Regions from separate parts of the Homo sapiens genome. Here region 1 is linked to region 2. A link is an interaction called in ENCODE POLR2A ChIA-PET data of the cell type or tissue named here. Cell type or tissue: B cell. All regions are shown on one strand.

Evidence for each region. Peaks named below come from ENCODE experiments on the same cell type or tissue, not always from the same donor. Only the 100,000 strongest peaks of a DNase experiment are listed, where the experiment ranks them.
Region 1: POLR2A ChIA-PET joins it to region 2 with 5 read pairs; 3 of 35 experiments call an interaction of 5 or more read pairs at or near these places.

Annotation. Positions count from the first base shown.
Region 1 is chr22:41,638,079-41,643,078 of GRCh38, reverse strand. All of the region lies in intron 6 of XRCC6 (X-ray repair cross complementing 6), which reads right to left. Among named protein-coding and RNA genes, the nearest start is that of XRCC6, 19 kb to the right of the region's middle. In B cell, no CTCF peak of the experiment used is centred here; no DNase peak of the experiment used is centred here.
Region 2 is chr22:41,420,995-41,425,994 of GRCh38, reverse strand. No RefSeq gene overlaps it. Among named protein-coding and RNA genes, the nearest start is that of TOB2, 23 kb to the left of the region's middle. In B cell, no CTCF peak of the experiment used is centred here; DNase peaks (open chromatin) are centred at 104, 2,565 and 3,054; H3K4me3 peaks cover 769 bases; H3K27ac peaks cover 1,713 bases.

The DNA.
Region 1 (5,000 bases), 220 kb before region 2:
CTGTTGTGGAACACCTAGCAGTATTTAAAGAAAAGAACATGTTTAGACAAGTGTCTGTATAGTTCGAAGATATACAGGTTCACACCGTGGAGACAACACTGGTTTTGAGCAGAGCCACAAATAGAAATTTTGGTTCCTGGGGCAAGCACCTAATATACCTTCAGATCAACTTGGAAATGCATGATGTGACTCACAGATGAGTGTTGGTAACAGATGCATTACTAACAACATCAACCATTTGGTGGCTTCTTAGATGTGAAAATCAGTGTCTAAAGGCTGCTTGAAGGAGAGTTGACGATAAATGCAACCAATTACAAAACTGCACAATCTTCAAAAGTAACTATTTTTTTTTGTAGACAGGGTCTCACTCTATAGATTGCTACAGTAAGTTTAAATATTGTTAAAATGCCCAGACTACCCAAAGCAATCTACAGATTCAATGTAATCCCTATCAAAATACCAATGACATTCTTCACAGAAATAGACAAAACAATCCTAAAATGTATGTGGAACCACAAAATCATACCGGGAAATTCTCCAGCACATTGAGCTTGGCAAAGATTTCTTAAGTAATACTCCAGAAGCATAGGCAACCAAAGCAAAAACGGACAAATAGGATCACATCAAGTTAAAAAGCTTCTGCACAACAAAGGAAATGATCGACAAAGAGAAGAGAAAATATCTGGAAACTATCCATCTGACAAGGGATTAAGAACCAGAATATATAAGGAACCCAAACAACTCTACAGGAAAAAACTCTAACATAATCTGAGATATCATCTCACCTCAGTTAAAATGGTTGGAGGTTCCTGAAAATACTAAAAAGAAAACTACTGTATGATCCAGCAATCCCACTGCTAGGTATACACCCCAAAGAAAGGAAATCTGTATATCAGAGATATCTGCACTCCCATGTTTATTGCAGCCCTATTCACAACAGCCAAGATTTGGAAGCGACCTAAGTGTCCATCAAAAGAAGAATGGATAAAGAAAGTGTAGTACAATGGAGTACTATTCAGCCATAAAAAATGAGATCCTGAGGCAGGTGGATCACCTGAGGTCCAGAGTTCGAGACTAGCCTGGTCAACATGGTGAAACTGTGTCGCTACTAAAAATACAAAATTAGTCGGGCGTGGTGGTGCATGCCTGTAATCCTAGCTACTTGGGAGGCTGCAGGAGAACTGCTTGAATCCAGAAGGCAGAGGTTGCAGTGAGCCGAGATCGCGCCATTGCAGTCTAACCTGGGCAACAAGAGCAAGACTCAGGCTCAAAAAAAAAGGAGATCCTGTCATTGGTAACAACATAAATGTTGTTGCATTCACTATGCAATGTTGTTTCACTATGTTAAGTGAAATAAGCCAGGCACAGAAAGACAAACTTTGAATGTTCTTATTTCTGGGAGATAAAAAGTAAAGCAATTGAACTCATGGACACAGAAAAGGATGGTTACCAGAGGCTGTGAAGGGTAAGGGGGTAGTGATGGGGCAGTGGGGATGGTTAATGAGTACAAAAAATAGAAAGAATGAATAAGATCTAATACTTTAGAGCAGATCAGGGTGACTATAGTCAATAATAACAGTACATTTTAAAATAACTAAAGGAGTATAATCAGATTGCTTATAATACAAAGGATTAGTGCTTAAGGTGATAGATAACCCATCTATGCTGATGTAATTATTACGCATTGCATGCCTATACCAAAATATCTCATGGATCCTATAAGTATATACACCTACCATGTACCCACAAAAATTAAAAATTTTTTAAAAAGCGTAAGTTTAATATTTTTCTAGGCCTTAGCCCTAAGGCATTGTTAGTTCTCAATATCTCCAATTTATTATTATTTATATCAAGTATCCATCCTACAATGACTGTTCCACAAAATAAGAACAGCTAACATTTATAAATAATTACCACGGGCCAAGCACTATGCCTAGGTTATCTCATTTAATGCTCACGGCAATCCTATGTGAAAGTACAGTTTTTTAATTTTTTTAATAAAGAGAGACAGGGTCTCCCTGGGTTGCCCAGGCTGGTCTTGCTTCTGGACTCAAGCAATCCTCCTGCCTCGGCCTACTAACATGCTGGGATTACAGACGTGAGCCACTGCACCTACCCAAGGAGGTACCATTTTTTGCTCCCATTTTACTAAGGCTCAGAGAAGTCAGGTCGCATAGCAAAGGGACCAGGACTAGAATCCAAACAATCTGACAACAAGGCCTACATTTACCCACTATTCTATCCTCCCCATCCATCTCCACCAAAATGTGTAGTAGACTTCCAAACTGTAGTATAAACAACATCGCATCATTTCAAGACAGGTGAAGAGGTGACAAGATACTTGTCTGAGGAAAGAAAAATAGTTTCCAAGAGGAAAAGGAGAACAATGACAAAACTACAACTGTGGCAATGAGTGATTCAAGGTCTCCTCAAAAAAATTTCTTGGGTTTTCTGGTAGAATTGTCAGTAAACTCTTAAAAACTGCTTAAAAGTTACCAAAGGTCATGGACCCCTATACTGAGGAAACCACTCCAGAATGAAAGCTTGAGGAGGAACGTTTGAGGCCAGGAGTCTCAGACCAGCCTGGTTAACATACCAAGAGCCCCAAGTCTACAAAAAAAGCTACTTGGGGCAGGGTGTGGTGGCTCACGCCCTTAATCCCAGCACTTTGGGAGGCTGAGGCGGGTGGATCACAAGGTCAGGAGATCAAGACCATCCTAGCTAACACGGTGAAACCCCGTCTCTACTAAAAATACAAAAAAATCAGCTCGGCGTGGTGGCGGGTGCCTGTAGTCCCAGCTACTCGGGAGGCTGAGGCAGGAGAATGGCATGAACCCGGGAGGCGGAGCTTGTAGTGAGCTGAGATCACGCCACTGCACTCCAGCCTGGGCGACAGAGCAAGACTCTGTCTCAAAAAAAAGCTACTTGGGAGGCTGAGACAGGAAGACCACAGAAGACTGCCTGAGCCCAGGAGTTGTAGGCTGTGGTGCCATTGTACTCCAGCCTGGGCAAGAGTGAGACACCGTCTCTTAATAAATAAAAGGCTGTAGGTCTTTAGGAAGAAACAATGAGTAACCTTTAGGATTCTAATATCAAGGCTCTCTAAAAAAAACAGAATCTAGGCCGGACGCAGAGGCTCAAGCCTGTAATCCCAGCACTTTGGGAGGCCGAGGCGGGCGGATCACGAGGTCAGGAGATCGAGACCATCCTGGCTAACACGGTGAAACCGTCTCTACTAAAAATACAAAATTAGCCGGGTGTGGTGGCAGGCGCCTGTAGTCCCAGCTACTCAGGAGGCTGAGGCAGGAGAATGGCATGAACCCGGGAGGCGGAGCTTGCAGTGACCTGAGACCGCACCACTGCACTCCAGCCCGGCCAAAAGAGCAAGACTCCATCTCAAAAAAAAAAAAAGAGAGAGAATCTAGGCTACACATGGACACATGGTAGCTCACGCCTGTAATCCCAGCACATTGGGAGGCCTAAATGGGAGGATTTCTTGAGCCCAGGAGTTTGCAACCAGCCTGTGCAAAGCAGTGAGACCCCATCTCACAAAAAATAAAAATAAAAATAAAAAATAATCAGCAGAGCATGGTGGCACACGCCTGTGGTCCCAGTTACTCAGAACACTGATATGGGGCGATCACTGGAGCTCAGGAGGTCGAGGCTAAGGTGAGCTGTGATCATACTGCACTCTGGCCTGGGCAACAGGGTGAGACTTTGTCTCAAAAAAAAAAAAAAAAAAAAAAAAAGAAAAAGAATCTAGCAATCTGGTTCCCATTGGTCTCAGGTTTATAAGAAATCAGAATGACACAATTTTAACAATGATCATAACTAACATTTATGAGTTTTTGCTCCCTAACAGGCTCTGTTTTGTGCTCTTCACTAACTCTTCACAGTAACCTAATGAGGCAGGTATTGTTGTCACCAATTTACAGAGAAGAATAAAGCAAATAATGCACACTCATGCACCACTAACATTTTGGTCAACAATAGGGCGCACATACAATGATGGTCTGTTAAGATGATAATGAAGCTCAAAATTTCCTGTCACCTACTGACATCATAGCTGTCGTAAGTTTGTCGCACAAGGCATCACTCATGCATCTGTAGTGATGCTGTGTAAACAAACCTACTGTGCTGCCAGTTATATAAAAGTATGCAGTCATGTCCTAGGCCTTCACTTTCACTCACTACTCACTCAGAGCCACTTCTAGTCTTGTAAGTTCCATTCGTGGTAAGTGCCCTATGCAGGTATACCATTTATCTTTATACCATATTTCTTTTTTTTTTTTTTTTTTTTTTGAGGCGGAGTCTCACTTTGTCACCAGGCTGGAGTGCAGTGGCATGATCTTGGCTCACTGCCACCTCTGACTCCTGGGTTCAAGCGATTCTCAGCCTCCTGAGTAGCTGGGACTACAGGCGCGCGCCATCACGTCCAGCTAATTTTTGTATCTTTAGTAGAGAACAAGGTTTCACCATGTAGGCCAGGATGGTCTCAATCTCTTGAACTTGTGATCCACCCGCCTCGGCATCCCAAAGTGGTGGGATTACAAGGCGTGAGCCACCGTGTCTGGCCTATATCATATTTTTATTGTACCTTTTCTATACCTTTAGATACATTTAGATACACAAATACTTACCATTGCCTACAGTAAACAGTATGGTAATATGCTATACAGGTTTGTAGCCTAAGAGCAACAGGCTAACCACACAGCCCAGGTGTGTAGTCAAGCTGTACTCTCTGGGTGTGTGAAGTACCCTCTATGTTTGCACAATGACAAAATCGCCTAATGACGCAATTCTAAGAAGGTATCCCTATCATTAATTAACACATGACTGTACTAGTGAGTACAGCTAAGGATACTCTTAGACCATAACTGTCTACCCCCACGAAATGGAGGGCTGTGTTACTTTAGAGAAATATCATGCCAGCTCTTGCCAGAGATAAAGCAGCAAATAGCTTCTGCTATCCTGAAATAAACTATTTTAGAGGAAGACAG
Region 2 (5,000 bases):
GGAGTGAAGGGTGAAGCCAAGGGCACAGCAAGTGTAAGTGACTCTTTCAACAAACCACAGAGGTTTCCAGAAGGCAGAAACGTAAAACCCCTCGCAAAGTGCTGAGATTACAGGCTTGAGCCACCGCACCCCGCCTAAAACCACAATGAACATACCTATTAAAACAGCTAAAATGAAAGAGACTGTACACACCAAATGCTGGTGAAGATGTGCAGGAATTAGTAACTTTATATACTGCTGATGAGAATGTAAAATGGTACAACCATTTTGGAAAATAATGTGGAAGGGAAGTTTCTTCTTTTTTTTTTTTCTTCACAGAGTCTCGCTCTGTTGCCCAGGCTGGAGTGTAGTAGCTCGATATCGGCTCACTGCAACCTCTGCCTCTCGGGTTCAAGCAATTCTCCCTGTCTCAGCCTCCCAGGTAGCTGGGATTACAGGCGCCTGCCACCACATCACTTAATTTTTTTGTATTTTTAGTAGAGACGGGGTTTCGCCATGTTGGCTAGGCTAGTCTTGAACTCCTGACCTCAGGGGATCCACCTGCCTCGGCCTCCCAAAATGTTGGGGTTACAGGCGTGAGCCACCGCGCCCGGCCAGAAGGGAAGTTTCTTCTTTTTTTTTTGTTTTTGTTTTCTTTTTGAGATGGAGTCTTGCTCTGTTGCCCAGGTTGGAGTGCAGTGGCGCAATCTCGGCTCACTGCAAGCTCCGCCTCCCGGGTTCACGCCATTCTCCTGCCTCAGTGTCCCGAATAGCTGGGACTACAGGCACCCGCCACCACGCCCAGCTAATTTTTTATATTTTTAGTAGAGATGGGGTTTCACCGTTTAGCCAGGAAAGTCTCGATCTCCTGACCTTGTGATCCGCCCGCCTCGGCCTCACAAAGTGCTCGGATTACAGGCGTGAGCGACTGCGCCTGGCCGGGAAGTTTCTTAAAAAGTTAAACATACAGCCAGACATGGTGGCTCATGCCGGTGATCCCCGTACTTTGGGAGGCCAAGGTGGGAGGATTGTTTGAGCCCAAGGAGTTCAAGACCAGCCTGTGCAACACAGTGAGAAGACCTTGTCTCTACAAAAAATGGTCAAGCGTGGTGGCTTACACCTGTAATCCTACCACTTTGAGAGGCTGAGGTGGGAGGATCACTTAAGCCCAGGAGTTCAAGACCAGCCTGGGCAACATGGCAAGACCCCATCTCTACAAAAACTTAAAAAATTAGTGGGCTGGGCGTGGTGGCTCATGCCTGTAATCCCAGCACTTTGGGAGGCCAAGGCAGGCAGATCACTAGGTCAGGAGTTTGAGACCAGCCTGGCCAAAATGGTGAAACTTCATCTCTACTAAAAATACAAAAATTAGCCAAGCATGGTGGTGTGTGCCTGTAGTCCCAGCTACTTGGGAGGCTGAGGCAGGAGAATCGCTTGAGCCTGGGAGGCAGAGGTTGAAGTGAGCTGAGATTCCCCCATAGCACTACAGCCCAGGCAACATAACAAGACTCTGTCTCAAAAAAAAAAAAAAAAAAATTAGTGAGGTGTTATGGCTGGCACCTGTGGTCCCAGCTACTCAGGAGGCTGAGGTGAGAGGATTGCTTGAGACTGGGATGTTAAGGCTGCAGTGGGCCACTGAACTCCAGCCTGAATGACAGAGTGAGACCTGGGCTCAAAAAGAAGTTATACATTTACCATGTGATACAGCCATTCTATTCCTATCTCCTCACAAGAAAAGGAAATAGGCTGGGCACAGTGTCTCACGACTGTAATCCCAGTACTTTGGGAGGCTGAGGTGTGTGGATCATGAGGTCAAGAGATCGAGACCATCCTGGCCAACACGGTGAAACCCTATCTCCACTAAAAATACAAAAATTAGCTGGGCGTGATGGTACGCACCTGTAGTCCCAGCTACTCGGGAGGCTGAGGCAGGAGAATCACTTGAACCCCGGTGGCGGAGGTTACAGTGAGCCGCTATCGTGCCACTGCACTCCAGCCTGGCGACAGAGTGAGACTCCATCTCAAAAAAAAAAAAAAAATTAGCCGGACGTAGGAGTACACGCCTGGAGTCCCAGCCACTCAGGAGGCTGAGGCAGGAGAATTGCTTGAACCAAGGAGGTGGAGGTTGCAGTGAGCAGAGAACTTGCTACTGTATTACCGCCTGAGCGACAGAGCGAGATGCAAGACTCCGTCTCAAAAAACAAAAAAAGGAAAAAGAAATAAGGCCTAGTGAGGTGGCTCACGCCTATAATCTCAACACTTTGGGAGGCCAAGGTGGGCCAATCACCTGAGGTCAGGAGTTCAAGACCAGCCTGGCCAACATGGTGAAATCCCATCTCTACTAAAAATACAAAAATTAGCCGGGCGTGGTGGCTGGCGCCTGTAATCCCAGCTACTTGGGAGGCTGAGGCAGGAGAATCACTTGAACCCAGGAGGCAGAGATTGCAGTGAGCCGAGATAGCACCACTGCACTCTAGCCTGAGCAATGAGAGCGAGACTCCGTCTCAAAAAAAAAAAAAAAGGGGGAAGGAAATAAACGTTATGTCCTTATAAAGACTTGCATGCAAGGCCAAGTGCATGCAAGTCTTTGTGAGGTGCAGTGGCTCATGCCTATAATCCCAAGTATTTGGCAGGCCAAGGTGGGAGGATCACTTGGGTCCAGGAGTTTGAGACCAGCCTGGGCAACATAGCAAGATCCTATCTCTACAGAATTTTCTTTTTTTTTGAGATGTAATTTTGCTCTGTCGCCCAGGCTGGAGTGCAATGGTGCCATCTTGGCTTACTGCAATCTCTGTCGCCCAGGTTCAAGTGATTCTCTTGCCTCAGCCTCCCAAATAGCTGAGATTACAGGCACACACCACCAAGCCCAGCTAAACCACAAAAACCTTTTTAAAAATTAAGCCAGGTATGGTGCCTACCTGTAGTCCCAGATACTTCAGAGGCTGAGCGGGGAGGATCACCTGAGCCCAGAAGATCGAGGGTGCAGTGAACCATGATCGTACCGCTGCACTCCACCCTGGGGAATCGAGTGAGTCCCTGTCTCAAAGAAAAATAAAATACTTATATGCAAATGTTCATACCAGCGTTATTTGTTATGGCCCCAAACTGGAAACACCCAAATGTCCTTCAATGGGTGAATGGTTGAACCAATGGTGGCACATTTATACTATGGACTACTATTCGTGATGAAAATAAATGAACTACTGACACACACAACATGGCTGAATCTCAAAATAATAATGCTGAGTAAAAGCCACACCAATAAAAAATTTGTTTTTTAAGACGGAGTCTCACTCTGTTACCCAGGCTGGAATGCAGTGGCGTAATCTCAGCTCACTCACTGCAACCTCCACCTCCCAGGTTCAAGTGACTCTCCTGCCTCAGCTTCCTGAGTAGCTGTGACTACAGGCACACAACACCATGCATGGCTAATTTTTGTATTTTTAGTACAGATGGGGTTTCAACATGTTGGCCAGGCTGGTCTCGAACTCCTGACCTCAGGTGAACTGCCTGCCTTGGCCTCCCAAAGTGCTGGAATTACAGGTGTGTGTTACCATGCTCTGCCAAAAAAAAAATTTTTTTTTTGAGACGGTGTCTTGTTCTTGTTGCCCAGGCTGGAGTGCAATGGCTCAATCTCAGCTCACTGCAACCTCCGCCTCCCAGGTACAAGTGATTCTCCTGCCTCAACCTCCCAAGTAGCTCAGATTACAGGCATGTGCCACCATGCCTGGCTAATTTTTTTGTATTTAGTAGAGACTGGGTTTCACCATGTTAGTCAGGCTGGTTGTGAACTCCTGACTTCAGGTGATCCACCTGCCTCATCCTCCCAAAGTGCTGGGATTACAGGTGTGTGCCACCGCGCCTGGCCCAAAAAAAAAATTTTTTTTTTTTTTGAGATGGAGTCTCTCTCTGTCATCCAGGCTGGAGTGCAGTGGCGCTATCTTGGCTCACTGGAAGCTCTGCCTCCCGGGTTCATGCCATTCTCCTGCCTCAGCCTCCTGATTAGCTGGGACTACAGGCGCCCGCCACCATGCCCGGCTTATTTTTTGTATTTTTTAGTAGAGACGGAGTTTTACCGTGTTAGCCAGGATGGTCTTGATCTCCTGACCTCGTGATCCACCCTCCTCAGCCTCCTAAAGTGTTGGGATCACAGGTGTGAGCTACCATGCCTGGCTGAAAGCCACACCTTAAAAGAAAAATAAGTAGGTACTATCTGATTCCATTTATAGAAAATGCAAATTCACCTGTAGCGAAGGAAAGCAGATTAGTGGTTGCCTGGGGACACAAGGATGGCGGGGTCAAGCAGGAGGAATTTAAAAAGGGGAATATGTAATCCTAGCACTTTAGGAAGCCAAAGTGCTCAGGAGTTCAAGACCAGCCTGGGCAAGACAGTAAAACACCATTTCTACAAAAAATATAAAAATTAGGTGGGCGTGGTGGCACGTGCCTGTAGTCCCAGCTACTTGGGGGCTGAGGTGAAAGGATCACTTGCACCCGGGAGGTAAAGGCTGCAGTGAACTGAGATCAAGCCACTGCACTTCAGCCTGGGCAACAGAGTGAGACCCTGTCTCAAAAAATAATAATAAAATTTTTTTAAAATGGCAGGGAATAACGAAACTTGGAGGTGAGAGATATAGTCATTACCTTGATCGTAGTGATGCTTTCATGGGTATACAAAATTTATCAAATTATAATTTTATTTATTTTATTTTTGAGACTTTCACTCTTGTTGTCCAGGCTGGAGTGCAATGGTGTGATCTCGGCTCACTGCAACCTCCGCCTCCCAAGTTCAAGCAATTCTACTGCCTTAACCTCCCAAGCACCTGGGATTACAGACATGTGCCACCACACCCAACTAATTTTGTATTTTTAGAAGATTTTCAGGGTTTCACCATGTTGGTCAGGCTAGTCTTTTAACTCCTGACCTCAGTTGATCCGCCCATCTTAGTCTCCCAAAGTGCTGGCATTACAGCATGAGCCACCGCGCCCAGCCAATTTTATTTATTTTAAAATATTTAAGG